Linked DNA regions of Homo sapiens: all the other regions are linked to region 3. Evidence: chromatin loops called from intact Hi-C (ENCODE). Cell type or tissue: PC-3. All regions are shown on one strand. Region 1 overlaps LOC643339 (a long non-coding RNA gene). Region 2 overlaps NUDT4 (nudix hydrolase 4). Region 3 holds the start of LOC105369908 (a long non-coding RNA gene). Region 4 overlaps LOC643339 (a long non-coding RNA gene).

Region 1 (5,000 bases), 55 kb after region 3:
GTGCTGTGATCTCACCACTTCATTCCAGCCTAGGCAACTCTGTCTCAAAAAAAAAAAAAAAGCAAAACAAACAAACAGAAAAACAATAACAATTGTTTAAAAGTGATCAGGTATTCATCATCTCTGCTGAAGTCTCTTATTCTATTTAGTCTATTGATTAAATATGCTGATACAACCTTTTATTTCTTTTTTCTCTCCTTTTCCTTTTTTCTTATCTTCCTGTCTTGCCCAGAAACTGGGTAAGCGTTATATATATATATAAGAAGCACAAAAATACGCTTACTTCAAAAAATATATAAATGTGCTTACTCAAAAAAATATATATATATGCTAACTCCAAAAGCTAATAACTTATCGAACTTCTACTTGAACTTTATTCCCAAAGAGATGAACATATTGAAATAACATGATTAACCCACAAAGCTGATAAAGTGTCCATTGACTTAAATGTTCCTCCTTAGTTATGTGCCAAGCATTGTGCCTCTGTGTAACAGCAGCACAGAAATGGCAATATACAAAACAATTAACAGTTAACTGTTGCTAAACAGTAACAATGAAAGCAGGTTGTGTCTAAATTTTCTTTTAAATCCCATTGTGTGACCCTTTACAACTTTCAAATAACTTCCATACCCATTACACCATTTGTGTTTCATAAACACATATTAGTAGGGAGAACAGGTATTGGCTCATTTTATAATTAACATTCAATATGGTTGGGTTTTGGAGGATCAAAAACTAGAAAGGATCAAAATTCATATTCAGGTCTTTAAAGCTTCAAGTTCTCTCACTATAACAAGCTGATTTATATATAAACAAAATATATAAAACTACGTGATTCAATTCAGTAACACTGAATTTTCATTTAAATCTCATTCCATCCTGAAAAAGATGATCTGATATCATCCTATCATTTTTAAAGAAAACTGTATCAGCTGATATTAAACGTCTAAACATTTTCAAGGTGTAAGAGCCAGATGACCATATCAATTAGGGTTGTAATTCTACTAAGAATTTGGGTCTATACCATGGCAAAACAGTCAGTTAATTTGGTCAGTTTAGGTAAACAGGTCAGTTTTGTGGGAGGGAGGGAAATTGGGTAAGAAATATTCATCACATTAATTTTACTAACATTGCAATACAACTAAAAATGTTATTTGGTTGGGCATATTTAAACATTTAAAAGCTGCTGTAAAGATAATATTGTTACCTCATTTTTATAAGAAGAAAAAACTAAGTAAATCCATTTCTTGGGTGTGCAAAAATAGCCCAAGGGGAAGTGACAGACCTGTGAACAGAACTCATGAATTAAACCTGAGCTTGGTCTACCAGTTCTCTGTAATCAAGCCCCATGATTCACTCATGGAAATCAATGCCTCTTAAACTCACTGAATGACAGACACCTCAACAGACACACATCTGTGGATTCCCATAGCTCCTTTAAAAGTAACCATCAGGAAGCAATTAGGGAGTGCATCTGTCTCTAACAGTCAAGGTATTTTTCCTTCCATTTCTTGCATCTTCTCTTAGGGAATGTGTAACGGATCGTCCTCTCTTAATGGTGCTGTTACTTGGAATATACAAAGTATGCTGACTTGTGAAAGGGTCCCAGGCTTAAACAGCAGGAAAACACAAATAAAGCTGTATTCAAAGAAGATGAATCAAAGTATCTCAGAAGAGGAAACCAGAAAATTGTAATCTTTCTTAAATGCAGCTTTGTGAGCTGAGTAATAAAATACAATAATGTAACTAAGCAGGAGGCTTACATAACTGAAAAAATGAGGGGCAAGGAACTGTTCCAAATCCATTGTACTTATTAGAACCTCTGATTTCCTTTGAAATGGCACATGCAATAAAATTTACTGTGAGCTAGCTAACAAAAAAATCTCATTTTTATGGGAAATAAGTATTGTCAGAAAAACGAATAGATTCTATTTTAAATCCTGAAGATTATAAAATTGAGGTTTTAATAGATGAAGAAAAAAAAAGGCTCCAGAACAGAGGCATCATGGAGGCAGTGATTTCTATTTAATCTTTTATCTGTAAGAGAAAAAAAAATCACCTCAATTGAAACTAATATAGTTTTCTGTGGCAGAATATACCACGATAGCTAATAATGCACTGGCTGTCTGTATTAAGTGAATTTTCTTTTTGTTAAAAAAAATCAGTGCTTGTTAAGCACATGAACTGTGCAAGTTTATATCTGGCCAACTCCTGTCCCCGCACCTGTTCATTCAGGCATTAGCCCTAAGGACTTACAAAGCAAATGAATGTATCCGTAGAGCAATGGGTAAAAATAAACTGAACTATTCTTTTAACACTATCAAAAATGATCTGACCAAATAGAAGATCACATTTCACGAGGTAAAATAGCCAAATGAGATGTTTCCTCACGTTTTATGATTGGTTTGGCTTATTCACTGCGTATGAAATAGCTGACCTTCATTCCAGGAGAATGAGCAGCAACCAAATTTAATGCTGTTTGCTCAGGGGTTCAAATCTGGTTTAGCTGGTTTAATTGCCTCTGAGGCAAAGTTTCTAAATGTGCTACTGTTACACAGAGACCCAATGCTTGGCACATAACTAAGGAGGAACATTTAAGTCAATGGACACTATATCAGCTTTGTGGGTTAATCATGTTATTTCAGTGTGTTCATCTCTTTGGGAATAAAGTTCAAGTAGAAGTTCGATAAGTTATTAGCTTTTGCAGTTAGCATATATATATATTTTTTGAGTAAGCACATATATATATTTTTGAAGTAAGCATATTTTTGTGCTTCTTATATATGTATAATGCTTATTTTATATATATATAAAATATATATTATATATATAAATTATACATATATAAAATATTCTCTATAATAAGAAGTTCCCGGCTGGGTGCAGTGGCTCACGCCTGTAATCTCAGCACTTTGGGAGGCCGAGGCGTGTGGATCACGAGGTCAGAAGTTCAAGACCAGCCTGACCAACATGGTGAAACCCCATCTCTATTAAAAATACAAAAATTAGCCGGGTGTGGTGGTGCACGCCTGTAATCCCAACTACTCGGGAGGCTGAGGCAGGAGAATCGCTTGAACCTGGGAGGCAGAGGTTGCAGTGAGCCAAGATGGTACCACTGCACTCCAGCCTGGGTGACAGAGTGAGACTCAGTCTCAAAAAAAAAAAAAAAAAGAAGAAGAAGAAGAAATTCTCCAGGACAGACAATTATAAAATCAACTAGTACTGTCACTCCCTGGCTCACTATTCTTTAGCCATATTGGCAATGGATTCCTTGAAAAACCTAGATGTGGTTGACTGAATCATTGTTCACAATTTTTCACATCTTTCCTATATTAGATAATGTATCCACATTCATCTACATTCTTCCAAAATACCATCCGCTATGGGTAAAATATTTTCCCCATCCCACTGATTTTGGGCTGGGCCATGTGGCCTCCTTTAGCCAATGAAGTGTTCCTGAACATGTTAAGAGGCCTTAAATGTGCTTGTGTGATTCCATTTGGGCTCTTGTGCTCCTGTCATGTGCTATGTAAGAAACATGTTCCTGGAAGCTATTGGTCAACACAGAATGAGTAACACACAAGGGAGACCTGAACCCTGGAGTCCAGCCAAGCCCCACCAGTTGCAGCTGGCTCACAGACCCATGTGGAAGGAATAAATGCTTATTGTTTCAAACTAGAGTTGTGGATAGTTGGTTGTAGCACACTGCTATAGCAAAATGTCATCTCAGTGCCTCAGCACATTCCCTTCCCTCTACCAGAAATCATCTTCCACGACCACTCTTTGCCTAGTTAATTCCTACTCATGCTTCAGAATTCAGTTTAAATGTCTTGACCACAGGACAGATGTCACAAACCAGATTACCTGCCCCTTCACATCCTGGGTTTCCTATTTTGTGAGATTCATCACTTTTGCAATGTTTTGCTTCATGTCATTCAACTAGAATATAAGCTTCTTTAAGCGGTGGGACCACAGTATATTTTTCATTGGTATTATTCTTAGCACACGACACACAATGCTAATACAAAGTAGATTTAATAAATATTTGTTACCTGATTTTTAAAAAAGGCCATGTGGTTCTACTACTTAAGAGTTAGAAAAGAAACTTAATTTGTATGAGTTTTGGTTTTCAGCAACTATAACATGAACACAATAATACCTATCTCCTAAAACAGTGAGGATTAAATAAACCAACCATTAAATTTAATGAATTTGAGGAAAGACTTGTAAGTATCTGACACATGGGTGCATAAAAGGCATTTGACAACTGACAGCTTTTATTATGGTTGGAAAGATAAATATATTTGCCCTCTGTCTAAGAACTTGATTTATTTTAAAGAGATATTTTTGCAACTCAAAAAAGAAAAAAATCAGATTAGGTTGCAACTTATGATTATTTAATTTGGACATTTCAAAGTATCCTGTTTACTTCCCAGGCTCTGAGTCCCTTTTAGAAGCACTTTCAGGTAGAATTCAGCTAAGAAGAAACAGGTTGGCGATTGATACTTGGTTTATTTCAAACATTTGTCATTAAATGACTCTATCCTTTTAAAAAAGAATGAAATTCATTTTTGCTATTTATGTTTATTTCTATTTGTATTCCTTCCCACCATTTTTGCTATTTAAAATTTTTTCCCTGCTTAATTAATTTTTTAGAGTTGGCACTTACTTATTTTCAAAATGTTTTTCTTCATTCCTACAAATAGCTTTTGGAATAGGATTTTATACAACCTAAATCAGTTTTTTTCTTTTGCCAAAAACAATATGTATCCACTACAAAAAAATTAGAAAATACAGGTAAGTGTAAGGAAGGAAGATTTAAATGTTTGTAATCCTGCCACCCAGAGATATCCACTGAACATTCCTCCAGATAGTTTGATTCAAATGCATATATTTAATAATGGTGGAATTATGTTGTACATTTGCCCTTTTGAAGTTAATATTTCATTTAATTACCACAATTATCTTTCTATGCCAATAAATATTCATCTACATCTTTT
Region 2 (5,000 bases), 310 kb after region 3:
CGGTACCCAGACCAGTGGATTGTCCCAGGAGGAGGAATGGAACCCGAGGAGGAACCTGGCGGTGCTGCCGTGAGGGAAGTTTATGAGGAGGTGAGATGTTCTTTCACACAAATTCTGTTTCGGAGTTTTAAAAACAAGGCCCTTTGCTACATAACACTAAGACAGCGAGACGGGTCCAGGAGTGCTTTTTGCCTGATGCAACTTTATTTTTAATTTTAATTTTTTTTTTTATTTTTTGAGATGGAGTCTCGCTCTGTTGCCAGGCCTGGAGTACAGTGGAGCGATCTTGGCTCACTGCCACCTCCGCCTCCCAGGTTCAAGTGATTCTCCAGCTTCAGCCTCCCGAGTAGCTGGGATTACAGGCACGTGCCACCGCGTCTGGCTAATTTTTGTATTTTTAGTAGAGACAGGGTTTCACCATGTTGGCCAGACTGGTCTCAAACCCCTGACCTCAGGTGATCCGCCAGCCTCAGCCTCCCAAAGTGCTGGGATTACAGGCGTGAGCCACTACACCTGGCCTTAATTTTTGTATTTTTAGTAGGGACAGGGTTTCACCATGTTGGCCAGGCTGGTCTCGAACTCCTGACCTCAAGTGATCCTTCTGCCTCGGCCTCCCAAAGTGCTGGGATTACAGACATGAGCCACAGCGCCCAGCCAGAAATACTAATTTTTGATCAGTCCTTGCCGCTGATGAAGTAAATGACAATAAAAACTTCACAGAAGCAGGAAGATAGTGAGTTGGTATGGGGAGGGGTATTGTATTTAATTAGATTTAAGTAAATAGCCAGAGTGTAACTTGTATTTATATACATTTTGTTATAAAAAGGTAAACATTTTATATTTCATCTTTTTTTAATAGGCTGGAGTCAAAGGAAAACTAGGCAGACTTCTGGGCATATTTGAGGTGAGTTAAAAAGTAATCTTCACTTTGCTGATAATAGAATTAATGATTTCTTCCTAACCAACCAAATAATGTGGCAGCAGCCTGAACCAGACATTTCTCTCAGACTAGCAGTAGGCAGTCAGTCCAGGATTAGGTAGGGAGGGAAGTAAAAGCCACTTTTTCATATGCCACCACTTTTATTTATTTATTTTTAATTAATTTTTTTTAAGACAGAGTCTCGCTCTGTCGCCAGGCTGGAGTTCAGTGGTGCAATCTTGGCTTACTACAACCTCTGCCTCCCAGATTCAAGCAATTCTCCTGCCTCGTCCTCCCAAGTAGTTGGGACTACAGGCACGCGCCACCACGCCCAGCTAAGTTTTGTATTTTTAATAGAGATGGGGTTTCACCATGTTGGCCAGGATGGTCTCCATCTCTTGACCTAGTGATCCGCCCACCTCGGCCTCCCAAAGTGCTGGGATTACAGGCGTGAGCCACTGTGCCCGGCTGCCATCACTTTTATATAGCATTATTATGGTAGTGATTACTTCTGTTTGAAAATACAGTGGAGCTGATACTGAAATGTTTATCTTAATCCACTGTAGACTGTTTAGGGTATAGATCTTTTAGGAGGTACAATATTTTTAGTATGACCTAAGAGCTTAGGTCTCATGTGTTTTATCTGGAAATGTCCCCATTGCCCTTAGCAAATATTATATGATACACCTAGTGACTTAAAGGATTGTACGAAGATATAAATCTCAGGTACATAGAACAGATGCTAAAAGAATAGAATTCTCTTTCATATATTCTCTTATTACTGAAGGCAGAATAGAATTTTCAGGGAGGGAATTTGAATGTGATAGGCAGTCTCTGGAAGCCAGGGAGAAAGGAGGTCCAGATGTATCTTCATCCAAGATTCAGACCTAGATACACAGTATACCAGAAACATGGTCACTTTCCTTTTTTCAGGGTGCTGTTTATAGGTTAGTACAGCCTTTATAGTAGAACCATATAAATTTTATTTTTAAGCCTTAGGAATTCAGAAAAAATCCCGATTTTGTAGCACTTGGTAGAATTGATGATGACTTTTACCGGAATACAGTAATTAAGAGTAAAGTTGGCCGGGCGTGGTGGCTCATGCCTGTAATCCCAGAACTTTGGGTTGGCCAAGGCAGGAGGATCACTAGGTCAGGAATTCAAGACCAGCTTGGCCAATATGGTGAAACCCTGTCTCTACTAAAAATACAAAAATTAGCCGGGCATGGTGACGCACGCCTGTAGTCCCAGCTACTTGGGAGGCTGAGGCAGAATGGCTTGAACCCGGGAGGTGGAGGTTGCAGAGCGGCACTCCATCTCAAAAAACAAAGAGAAAAGTCGTTCAAGTAGAATTCAGTCTTTTCCAGAATTCAGCAGTTGCTTCACCCAGTTAAATAGCACCATCTCCTGGTTAAACTGAAAAACATACTGAGGTTTTTACAAATAACACATTTGTCAATATGCTGACAAGGTGTTTGAAGAAAATGTCTCACATTATAAATAAAGCTTAAATAATATGGGAAGGTAACAGTATTAAGTGCTTTACAAATACTGTTTAACAGCACACGTCAATCAAAAAATACCTTTCCCCTTAGAAAATATAAGGGAAAATTGGATTGCCCTGCCCATTCATCCCAGTGATTTTTGTGAATTTGTGAATATAGCATAATAAATGTACTGATTTGTGAGACATAGAAATAAAACAACTGATTCTTAAAAATAATGAATGATGTGTTAATTGACAGTTGCCTCTAATTTATTGTTGTTTTTATTCCTTCTCAGATATAAAAAGATAATCCTTCCCAGCTGTAAAAACCCACTGTTTTGAGTAGATTTTTCAGGTTGTTTGTGGCCAAAATCAGGACAATTATCTAAAGTCGTGGACTATGGCAAAGAAGGCTAACTTTAATCAGGATGAAGGAAGGCCAACTTGTTTAATTTTTAACCCAGAAACAAGCTCAGTTGCCTGTTTTATTTAATTTATGTTTTTTTTTTTTAGATGGGGTATCATTCTGTCATCCAGGCTTTAGTGCAGTGGCATGATCTGGGCTCATCGCCACGTCCGCCTCCTGGGCTCAAGCGATCCTTCACTTCAGCCTCCCAAGTAGCTGAATTACAGGCATACAACCACGCCCGGCTAATATTTTCGTATTTTTAGTAGAGACGGGGTTTCACCATGTTGGACAGGCTGGGCTCGAACTCCTGACCTCAAGTGATCTGCCCGCCTTGGCCTCCCAAAGTACTGGGATTACAGACGTGAGCTTCTGCTCCAGGCCATGGGCTATTCTTTATGTGCACCTTGATAGGCCTGCAGGAGGAGTGCTTAAAGGAACTGGTGCTGTTTGCTCTTACAAAGGTCCTAAAGGAAGCAGTTTTCCATGTCATTGAAAGGTTGTCAGGATTAGCCCCAGGGAAGAGGGGATAGGATAAAAACTATGGGAATGCAGGTCTATTATTTTAATAAGATTGCATTCAACTCTTAAGATTTTCTTTATGAAAATAACATCAGATAGGCCAGGTAAGGTGGCTCACACCTGTAATCCCAGCACTTTGGGAGGCCGAGGTGGGTGGATCATGAGGTCAGGGTTTAAGACCATCCTGACCAACATGGTGAAACCCCGTCTGTACTAAAAATACAAAAATTAGCCAGGCGTGGTGGCGTGCACCTGTAATTCCAGCTACTCGGGAGGCTGAGGCAGGAGAATCACTTGAACCTGGGAGGCAGAGATTGTGGGGGAGCTGAGATCACGCCACTGTACTCCTGGGCAACAAAGCGAGACTCCCTGTCTCAAAAAAAAAAAAAAAAAAAAAGAAAAGAACATCAGATATATAGAAATAAGTGTTTAAAGTTTAGTACTGGAGGCTGGGTCCTCATACCTGTAAGCTCAGTTTTTGGGAAGGCCAAAGCAGGAGGTTCCCTTGAGGGCAGGAGTGGACCAGCCTGGGCAACATCTCCAGACTTCTACAAAAAAAGTAGTATTGAGAGCCAATTTCACCACCAGTAATGATGAAGCTCTAGTTCTAGTCTTCTGTTTAACTTTTAAATGTTTTGTCTTATATAAAGTCACTTTTGTGTTGGACTGTACAACTGAATATACTTGCCTGTGCTGGGAAATACGCTATGCTAATCAGCAGTATGCCAGACTAATTTTTTTCCCTTGGAAAATGTGTCCATGGCTAGCTCCTGTAGATTAAAATGCATTTCTTTTTATATTCAAGCAGAACCAAGACCGAAAGCACAGAACATATGTTTATGTTCTAACAGTCACTGAAATATTAGAAGATTGGGAAGATTCTGTTAATATTGGTAAGTTCCCTTTTGTTATCTGAATACTCTGTTCTAACAGAAGATTGGGAAGATTCTGTTAATATAGGTAAGTTCCCTTTTGTTATCTGAATACTCTTTGCTTATATTCCTGTGTCCAGTTTCCATCCTAGATTTTTTTTTTTTTGGTCACTTTTCATTTAGAGCAGGGAAGATAATTCAAATGTAGAGATGCATATTCATCTTAATTATTCCCCAACATATTGTTGTCTAAGTCATTTATCGGGGAGTAAGTGGACATTACTTATATGGCTTACTTTTTAAAATGGACTGTCTTGTAACCAATGTCATTCTTTTCTCTAGGAAGGAAGAGAGAGTGGTTCAAAGTAGAAGATGCTATCAAAGTTCTCCAGTGTCATAAACCTGTACATGCAGAGTATCTGGAAAAGCTAAAGCTGGGTTGTTCCCCAGCCAATGGAAATTCTACAGTCCCTTCCCTTCCGGATAATAATGCCTTGTTTGTAACCGCTGCACAGACCTCTGGGTTGCCATCTAGTGTAAGATAGAGAGAACTGGGTAGGCCTCTCCCACCATGTGCAGTCTCATGGGGAGAGGCTTCTTTCGTTTCCTCGTCAAACATCTGATTGACGCTTGCAAACTGTCTGAATTTGCCATGCAAGGTTTTCAAACAATTTGCATGTTTTTCAGATGCTTTCAAATCTTTTTTTAAAAAAATAGTGTAAAATATTTTAATAAGCCAAAGCCATGTGGAATTTTTGTTTAGATGCCTTAACTGTGCCACACCCCACAACCCCC
Region 3 (5,000 bases):
GAAAAGTTTTCAGAACAAGTAACTTAAGTTATATTGACACAGGTGGTCTGAGTTCTAAGTCCAAATAGCAATGTCATGTTGATGGCAGTTGTCACAGTTCTCAAGAGAATGATATCTACTTTCTGTGGCTGTTGTCAGGAGTAAATGACATCATGGTTCTATAGTATCTGCCACACAGCAGGGACTAAATAAGATATTATTATTATCCATTTTAATTTATTTTGAAAGACCAAACAGATGTAATAGGAAATTTTTATATCTCTCAAATTTTTATTGCTTTTCATAAATAATAAGCAAAGTAAATGGCTTGCGGCTTTCCTGGAGTTTAGGAACTACTAAGTTACTAAGGTTATAGTAGAATTTGCACTTACTGAAAGAAAAAAAAAGGGGACAAAAGGAAAAAAAACATTGAGAGCTCTTTTTCTTTGCCATGATGCTAGTTGTCGGCATATTTGCATTCCCCAAGGACTTGGGAGTAATTAGCTCTGCATAAGCTGCACATCTTCAGGAAGAAAACAACTTTTATAAATGCAGAGAGGTTTCATGAAATGGTGTGTCATATGGAAATGCAATAATTTCTGGAGACTAGGAGTCTTTATTCATTCCCTCTGCATATTCTCAATTGAATTAGTAAAATTTTCTTATAAGAGAATGCTACATCTCTTCAGTCTCTGAACATACAAAGCCCAGAGGAACTTCTTGAGTGTTTGTATATTTGAGTGTTTGACTTCAGAATCTCTAGACGGTGGTTGAGTCTTATCCTCAGGAACAGAAAGCAACATGGTCAGATGCCTGTTTGACTCCAAGGGCAGTGCTCATTCAATGCCCCCACCCCAGCTTTCTCCACTGAACCTCGCAGCAGCATTCTAAAGACTGCAGGAGGGACTGCCCTGGTTTTGCCCCCTTCACTCCAGGGAGTCTGAACCTGCTTCACTCAACTTTCCCATCTCTAAAAGAGAGACAAAAAGTGCAGCACTCTTAATGTTTTGATGCGTCATTAAAACAAATAAAATAATCCAAACGATGTAGAAGAAAATTGTTTTACTGACAAATAATAATTATACATATTTATGGGGTACAATGTAACATTTTGATACACCAAGGGATGATTAAATCAAGCTAATTAACATATCCAGCACCTCACCTACTTACCTTTTTTTTCCTAGTGAGAATATTTAAAATCTACTCTTAGCAATTTTGAAATATGTAGTAAGTTATTATTAACTATGGTCACCATGCTGCGCACTAACATTTATTCCTCCTGTCTAACTCAAACTTTGTACCCTTTGACCAACATCTCCTCTTTCCCTGTCCCACCCCGTACCCCCATCCTTGAGTAATCATCATTCTATTCTCTACTTCTGTAAGTTCCACTTTTTTAGATTCCACAGGTAAGTGAAATCATGGAGTATTTGTCTTTCTGTGCTTGGTTTATTTCACTAAACATAATGTCCTCCAGGCTTATCTATGATGTTGCAAATGACAGAATTTCTTTCTTTTTAAAGGGTGTCTAGTATTGTGTAGCCAATTCTTCATAATCCCAAGATATCATTACTATGTGATAATAAAGGCAAGCGTATGAAGTAAAAGAAACTGTAGTAGGTCAAACTAATAAGAAAAATGCTGATCTGAATGTCTATACAATGCATAGATTGTGTTTTTAAAAATGCAACAGTATATAATTTCCGGACCTGCTATAGTCTTGGGAACTAAGCAGTATAAAACTTGGCTAGTGACTAGATAAAATGATGATGTATAACAGACATTAGTTACTTATATGCTTAATTAATCTGAACATTTACCCTACACTCTTATTGGCGTTATTAATTTGTTCAATTTGTTAAAAGAGTTTCCTAAGAAAATGTGGCTTTATTTCAGTACCTATTTTGAATCCCAAATATTTTTTATATTCTGGCTTGATAACTGAGTGACTAAGAGGTTTCAGGGCCTTGCTACTTGGGTTTGTATACAGGCCTACCATTTTCTGGCTATGTTTTCTTAGATTACTTCACCTCTCTGTAACTTAGTTTCCTCAATGATAAAATAAAAATAATAATCATGGTCACCTCATAGGGTAGTTAGGAGGATTGAATGTGTTAGTTCTTATAAAGTGATTAAAGAACCAAATGCATAGTATGTTAGTTCTTGTTTATTTTTCTTGAAGTTAACTGTAGGAATTTTACCACTTACAATTTACAGTGGCATTGCTCTATGGGAATAATACTACGTGGGAGGATTCTACCGTGGTTTTTGATATAGTTTGGATGCTGTCCTCCTCCAAATCTCATGTGGAAATGTAATCTCCAGTGTTGAAGGTGGGGCCTCGTGGGAGGTGATTGGATCATGGGGAGTCTTTCCCCCTTGGTACTGTCCTCACCACAGTGAGTGAGGTCCTGTGAGATCTCATTGTTTAAAAGTGTGTGGCACTCCCCCAACTCCTGCTCCTGCTTCCGCCATGTGAAATGCCTCACTTCCCCTTTGCCTTCCACCATGATTGGAAGATTCCTGAGGCCTCCCCAGAAGCAAAAGCTGCTATGCTTCATGTACAACCTGCAGAGCCATGAGCCAATTAAACCTCTTTTCTTTATAAATTACCCAGTCTTAGGTATTTTTTTATAGCAGTGAATGGATTAACACATTTTATTTCAAATTTATATCCTGTATAGCCTTGCATTATGAAAAGAGCACAGAACAGGAAGTTAGGACATCTTGCTTTGAGGTCTAGAACAGCCATCAACTATATGATCTTGGGTGAGTCACTTCACCTCTCTGAACCTGTTTCCTCAAGAAAAATAAGCAGAGTAGGCTGCCTGCGTGATCTCAAGACAACACACTGTGCTAGAATGAGTCTTACAGCAAGAGTTCAAAGTTCAAATTCTAATTCTAGAACTCGTTGAGTGTAAAATTCACAGCAAGTCATAGAACCTCTTGGAACCCCAGTTTCCACATCTGGAAGAAGGGGCAGAATAGTATCAAAAATGCTTCACTCCCAGGAATGTGGTGAGCATAAAATTAAATAATGAAAAAGTCAACTATAAAGCACTAAATAAATATAAGGTAAAACTATTAATAAAATCTCATTTAGTTTAATATTTCTGCTAAATCTTTTTATTTTCCTATAATCTTTTCCAAGTATTTGTTCTTCTGCAGGTAGAATTCTGTGGGTTGAAACCAGACTATAAAAATCTGTGTGTTTTTTTTTTTTTTTGTCACTCAGACTATCTGCTATGAAGAATGTTTTCCCTTAGTTAAGGTAACAGCTATAAATGTTCAGTTTGCCCCTGAGTCATTATCTGAGTCATGATTCTGTATGAGTCAAGAAATCTAAGAAATATAGAAATTATCTATTTATCCCCTTTCTTTTCTTTGTATAAATATCTCTAGATATAACCAATAAATAACTTGCCTCTATCTTGGGTTTCTTAATATTTTAAAGAGACTGTTGTAGAGGAATAGGGTAATGGGAGATTATCTTCATCAAGAAAGAGCCTGTGCATATAACCTGTACACACACACACACACACACACTCACACACACACACACAAAATCAACAAAACCCTATGCTCCAGCCAGAAAAACACCTTCTTGCCACTAGGCCCCTATTAGTGCTGGTCCCTCCACCTGGAATTCCTGTTCCTCTGATTTCTAACTGTTCAATTATACCTAGAATTCAGGGTTTTGTTATAATCTCAAACTTTCAGTGAGATGGATTGAGTGGTTCTTTGCCCAGTGAAAAATCTTTAAGGCCAATATTCCTTTTTTTGCAGATGGTGAATCTGACAGAGGAAGAATTAAATGACTTGTTCAAGGTCACCTTTGAGGAATTTGCAGGAAGTTTAACTTATGTATATTTTTCCCCTGTAGTACCCCAGGTATATCTTTTCAAATCATCCTCGTCTGAACCAATTTATGCTCCCCTTACCCATCAGGTTCTCCTGTAACACATATATAATACCACATGTTGCCTTGCACTATAGTTGCTTGTGAATAGATACCTCCCTTCCCAGAGAGTAGGTCCCACAGAAGAGTAACTATCTTATTCTCCAAATCCTTTAGAGCTTTTAGCACTGAGTACATACCCAGGTATCACAAATTTTGTATTTGTTGAATTGGAGTGGAACATCTCAAGGATATTTTTCTATTGCCTTTCTATGAATAAGCTCAGTTTTGCATGAGTCCACTTTGATTCTCACCTAAATAAGATCATGTAGAAACACCAAAAGCACCAGTGTAGATGCAAGAGATGGTGAAGACCTGAGGCCTTCACTGCTGCCTCCTGCCAGCCCTGCAGTTCTCAAAGAACAAGGGTCGTTGGGCAATCCTTCCAGACAGCTTCTGGGAGTGACCCGTCCTTGACACATTGAGTTAGCTGTGCTCTGAAGGCCCAAAGCGATTCGAAGCATGATTTTAATGACTGTCATTACTTCTGCCATTACTACCACCCAATAAAAACCATCATCAGCTTGATGTGATTATCCCTCGGTTGTGCAGTGCCTCTGGACTCCAGCAAGCAACAGAGCATATGGTCTTTGCCAATAGCATTATTCATCAATGGAGGATAAAATTCACAGTAGCACCCAGCTTGTCACAGTGGGGAATGGCTTTGGGCAAGTCACAGCTTCAGCTCAGCTTAGCTCTTTCCAAGATGTGGGCTCTTATTCACAATGCCCTTCATAAAAGTGAAAATGAAACACATGCTGAATGGGATTTTTAGAACAATAAGAACCCTATAATTAGGAAGCAATAGCTAAAATTATATTATCCCTGAGAGCAAAGCATAGTAACAAGTTAATGCAATTACTAATCCAGCTTTTTCCGAGGTAGAAGCAAACCATGCAATTATATCCTTAGTCTATATTTTTTCAGGGGCCTAATGACAGGAAAACAAATGAAGTGGATCCCCATCTTCCACCCTTGCCTCCGCTAAGCCATCAGAGGACAAGTTTCCCACCCCACTCTCTCCAATTTCACTTGAAAAATAAAACAGGCCTCCAGCTGT
Region 4 (5,000 bases), 75 kb after region 3:
AGCCTCCCAAGTAGCTGGGATTACAGGCATGTGCCACCACGCCCAGCTAATTTTGTATTTTTAGTAGAGACGGGGTTTCTCCATGTTGGTCAGGCTGGTCTCAAACTCCCGACCTCAGATGATCCACCCACCTCAGCCTCCCAAAGTGCTGGAATTACAGGTGTGAGCCACCATGCCTGGCCTACAATTTTCTTTACTGTCCATGTCTTATTTTGGAGTCAATCAAGCATACGTCAGTCTAATAAAATGAGCTTTGGAGTACTCCTTCTTTTTGTAATCTTGTTATAGTCTCTGGAATAGTTTATATAAGATTGGGATTATACATTCCTTGAAAATCTGGTAAAACTCACCTGTAAAAAATTATTTGTGGCCAGGTGTGGTGGCTCATGCCTGTAATCCCAGCACTTTGGGAGACTGAGGCTGGAGGGTCACTTGAGGTCAGGAGTTCGAGACCAGCCTGGCCAACATGGCAAAACCCTGTCTCACAAAAATTAACCAGGCATGGTGGTGGGTGCCTGTAATACCAGCTACTTGGGAGGCTGAACCAGGAGAATTGCTTGAACCCAGGAGGCAGAAATTGCAGTGAGCCGAGACTCTGTCTTAAGAAAAAATTATTTGTATGTTATTTCATAATATAGGTAGCTATAATCATTGATGTCATATCTTTCAAGATCATATAATTTAGGCTATTTCTTCTTAAGTTTATATTGATTATTGTTTTCTGGAAGTTAACCATTTTGTATGTCTTCCGAATTAATTGACATAAAGTCATACCTGATTGTCTCTTGTTACCTGTTTTAATTTCTGGTATATTTGTAGTTATGTCCCTTTCTAATTCACAATTTCAATATTGCTTTGAATATCTTTTGTATGTAACATCATGCTGAAACTGGCTGTAAGAAAGCCAAGTTTTAAATAGTTTTAATAGCTAATTCTTCCGAAAACCCAGAGTTGTAAAGAGGAATAGAAACAGAAATACCACTAAAACTACTTCTCCATAACTTCTACCTACTGTCCCTAATTCTTCCCCTGGGAGTCACATAACCTCAAATGTGTACTTCTACATACTCCTTAGAAATTATTACTCTTAAGTAAATCCAAAGTGGTGGTGTTTTGTTCAGTCCGTTCAAGAAACAAGAGACAATACATATCTCTCCTGAAATACATCTTTTGCAGTTTAAGGAGCCTCAGTTTTTCTGAAAGTTACTCAAACACCCTGCATCCCAAGCTCTTTGCTAGCACTCCTTTCTGATGATCCATCCCCAGGCATCAGCATCTGGAACTGAGTCCTTTAGTCCAAGCGTAGTCTGACCAACATGAGGAGAATGAGTCTAAGGCTATCCTCTCACTGGACCATTCCCTTCATACTTCCTAAAATACATTTCTTGCTTGTTCATCACACTGTTGACTCATGTTAATTTTGCAGTCAACCAAATATTTGAGTCTTTTTCACACGTGCTGTTGAGGAATCTTTATCCCCAAGTAATAAAAGAAGACTCCATTATATAACTCCCTAGTCTACAGACTTCAAAAGAGAATTTTAAGCATGTTTGGGCCTTGAGCAAAGCACTGAGATAAAAAGTTGAGGGTGAAGGAGTAGCAGACAGTACTATCCTCAGCAATTAGAGGAGGAGTTCTTTCTTTATAAAGGAAGGCATCTCAGCTGGGTTATACCATAGTCCAATTTCCACAAACAGGGAAGGAAAGAATTCCCTTTTACTGAGTACCGACTGGGTGCCAAGTCTAGGTTAGGTGCTTTATGTGTGTTTATCTCGGCTTTCGTGCTGATAACATCATTGGGTCAAGGTGCAGTGTAAATAAAGAAGGATGTAAATAAATGCTAGGTAAAGTTATTCCCATTTTATGTATGAGGAAACAGAAATTCACAGCATGACTCGCCCCAAATGATACAACTAAAAAGTAATGGGGCCTTGTTCAACTTCTGCACTCTCAGCCAGGAATGAATGACTACAAGTAGAGAGGAGGCAGCAGGCAACAAGAGCAATTGGATGATGCTTTGTGGTTTAATGAAGGACAGGACTTTCACCTACATTAACTCTTTTGGATCACCTGCTCCACCTACCATAAGAGGCTGATTCTCACAACAGCCTCTTATGGTAGGTGGAGCAGGTGATACAATCTTTATTTTACATAAAGATTACAGGGCTCAGAGAACTGAGGGACCTACCCAAGGTTGCCCAGCTAGCCAGTGGTAGAGACACTTTGACCCCGGCTTTCTGACAGCAAGCACCTCTTTTGGCAGCAGGTATGGGGCAAGGAGAACAGCAGGGACCTGGGGCAGGTGTTGACAGATCAATGTGGACATGGGGAAAAAAGCCCCAAAACCCCTCACCAAGGAAATGTAATGCTCTGTTATTTATTTAAAAAAAAAAAAATTTTTCTCAAGCCTTTGAGATGCACAGAAGAGGCCTGGCGTGGTGGCTCATGCCTGTAATCCCAACACTTTGGGAGGCCAAGGCAGGTGGATCACTTGAGGTCAGGAGTTTGAGACCAGCCTGGCCAACATGGTGAAACCCCATCTCTGCTAAAATACAAAAATTTAGCCAGGCATGGTGGCTGGCACCTGTAATCTTAGCTACTTGGGAGGCTGAGGCAGAGAATTGCTTGAACCCAGGAGGCAGAGGTTGCAGTGAGCCAAGATCACACCACTGCACTCCAGCCTGGGCTACAGAGTGAGACTCTGTCTCCAAAAACAAAACAAAACAAAAAGAAGATGCACAGAAGAAAGCAAGCCCAGTGTATTAGTCTGTTCTCACGCTGCTAATAAAGACATACCTGAGACTGGGTAATTTATATGGAAAGAGGTTTAATGGACTCACAGTTCCACATGGCTGGGGAGGCCTCACAATCATGGCAGAAGGCAAAGGAGGAGCAAAGTCACGTGTTACATGGCAGAAGGCAAAAGAGCATGTGTGGAGGATCTCTCCTTTATAAAACTGTCAGATCTCATGGGACTTATTCACTATCATGAGAATAGCACAGGAAAGGCCTGCCCCCATGAATCAATTACCTCCCACCGAGTCCCTTCCATGACACATGGGATTTGGGTGGGGACACAGCCAAAGCATATCACCTAGGTCGATGACAGAAGCAGCAGAGGTGCCTAGGACAGAACACATCACTCCTTCTGCCACAAGCATGTGCTGGAAATGCCTCCAGTCAAGTATCCTTAGAACAATCGTTTTCCCAGCTATTTAAACTCCACTGAAGTCAAGCACCAGCTTATTCCAGGCCAGGCTTTGCCTGCTAATTAACAATTCACCTGCTGGTTACTAGTTCCCACAGGGCCTCAAGTGAGACCAAATCCCCCAGCTGGAAGGTCCTCTTTTTTTTTCCAGCACTGCTAATTCAGCTCTGTTGCCCATCTCAAGCCTGGCTGAGAAGTTGTTCCCCTGCAGCCCCCTTAGTTGCCCCAGGGATTCTAGATGCCCTCTATATTCAAGCCAACATTCATCGTCTGTCAACAGGTGGTGGACATGTACTTTTATGATTGTACTCAGGTTCCTCTGAGTTTTGTTTTTTCAACCCAGACATTAAGAAATCCTTATTTCCTATAGAGGATTTAAGAAATAGAAAAATGGCATGAACCTGGGAGGCGGAGCTTGCAGTGAGCCAAGATCACACCACTGCACTCCAGCCTGAGTGACAGAGCGAGACTCCATCTCAAAAAAAAAAAAAAAAAGAAAGAAATAGAAAAATGAAATTAAAAAAAAAGATAAAAGACATTAAGAAATCCAGAAGCAGAAACACAACTTCTCCAGTATTTTCCAAGCCTGGCTATGGATCAAATTCACCCAAGCACCTTAAAAGAATATACAGATACAGAAAGGATTCTGCAGCAGAGAACCACGTTAAACATTACTTGGATGCCATCAGCAAAATGCAGACTCTGGAAAAAAAGAAAAAAGAGAGAGAGAGAGATGAAGGAAGATGAAGGGAGAACTTGTACATTAAAAGAGACTTAAGAAACGTAACAACCAATGGGATGTTTGAACTTAGTTGGTTCCCATTTCAAAAAACACAAGGTAAAAACAGACAAATGAAAAAAGAAAATTTGGGACATTTGAGAGACAGTTAAAATTTTGAACACTGGCTATATGATGATATTAAAGACTTTTTATTATTTCTGTTTAGATGTAATAATGGTATTGTGGTTATATTTTGAAAAGATTTCATATCTTGAAGAGAAATGTACTGAAATATTTTTGGCTAAAATGATGTGTCTAGGAATTGCTTCAATATGGAGGAGAGCGAGTGGAAATCCAGACGAAGCAGGAATGGCCATCAGTCGATGATTTTTACAGCTGGATGTTAGGTTCATGGAGGAAAGTGGGGTTCATTATACTTTTTGTTCTACTTCAGTATATGTTTGAAATTTTCTGTAATAAAAGTTTAATCTCCCCAGTTTTGTGAACTATTCTATTTATTTTATCCTCATCCTTTAACACACCTATGTACACGGAACTTCCTGTGTAAAATGTTTATTGAGTGTTTATTCCCCAGAGGAGAAGCAAAGAGGAAGTAAGAGTAGGATATTTTTGAACTATGTACAAATACAACCAGTTTCAGACCCTTTTATATGATCTATACTCATTCTAGACTGAGCCACATAGAAGAGCTGTTCCTGAAGTCAGATCAGCCTGGTTACCTCTAAAAGACCAAAAGACTAAACTAAAACAGCCTTTTTTTTCTTCTGTGGAAGCGTACATGTGTGTTTGCATGTGTACGTGTACCGAACAGCTGTCATGGACCTTTGTGCAGGCTGTGCACTGCACAAGTTTGTCACATCTAAGGGGGCATGCTTCACCTCATCAACACATTGCAGATCTATATATTTATTGTGACAACAGTCTTGTAAGTGGCAGCAAAATGTCTTCTTCTAACAAAATTGGTATTTTTGATAACTTTCCAAAAGATGGAAGCAAAAATATCTTAAAGTAGGGACTTCTTTTCTAATTATGTACTTATGGTATGGGCTA

What was found. A loop is a pair of places that touch in the nucleus more often than their neighbours do. Peaks named below come from ENCODE experiments on the same cell type or tissue, not always from the same donor. Only the 100,000 strongest peaks of a DNase experiment are listed, where the experiment ranks them.
Region 1: it touches region 3 in a loop (3-fold over the local background); 7 of 110 quality-filtered maps call a loop at or near these places.
Region 2: it touches region 3 in a loop (3-fold over the local background); 24 of 110 quality-filtered maps call a loop at or near these places.
Region 4: a loop joins it to region 3, with 8 times the contacts of the local background. A loop is called at or near these places in 7 of 110 quality-filtered maps.

The regions. Positions count from the first base shown.
Region 1 is chr12:93,142,911-93,147,910 of GRCh38, forward strand. The region is part of intron 3 of LOC643339 (a long non-coding RNA gene); the gene reads right to left. Among named protein-coding and RNA genes, the nearest start is that of LINC02412, 29 kb to the right of the region's middle. In PC-3, no CTCF peak of the experiment used is centred here; a DNase peak (open chromatin) is centred at 2,371; H3K4me3 peaks cover 670 bases; H3K27ac peaks cover 927 bases.
Region 2 is chr12:93,394,630-93,399,629 of GRCh38, forward strand. It overlaps NUDT4 (nudix hydrolase 4), which reads left to right. Exons shown (of 5, transcript NM_019094.6): 2 at 1-90; 3 at 860-904; 4 at 4,142-4,226; 5 at 4,548-5,000. The coding sequence ends at 4,750. Among named protein-coding and RNA genes, the nearest start is that of NUDT4, 19 kb to the left of the region's middle. In PC-3, a CTCF peak has its summit at 2,320 (motif pointing left); a DNase peak (open chromatin) is centred at 2,312.
Region 3 is chr12:93,087,572-93,092,571 of GRCh38, forward strand. The region is part of intron 3 of LOC643339 (a long non-coding RNA gene); the gene reads right to left. It overlaps LOC105369908 (a long non-coding RNA gene), which reads left to right and starts at 2,909. Exons shown (of 4, transcript NR_188219.1): 1 at 2,909-3,057. In PC-3, no CTCF peak of the experiment used is centred here; DNase peaks (open chromatin) are centred at 2,780 and 3,280; H3K27ac peaks cover 3,052 bases.
Region 4 is chr12:93,162,456-93,167,455 of GRCh38, forward strand. The region is part of intron 3 of LOC643339 (a long non-coding RNA gene); the gene reads right to left. Among named protein-coding and RNA genes, the nearest start is that of LINC02412, 9.4 kb to the right of the region's middle. In PC-3, no CTCF peak of the experiment used is centred here; no DNase peak of the experiment used is centred here; H3K27ac peaks cover 871 bases.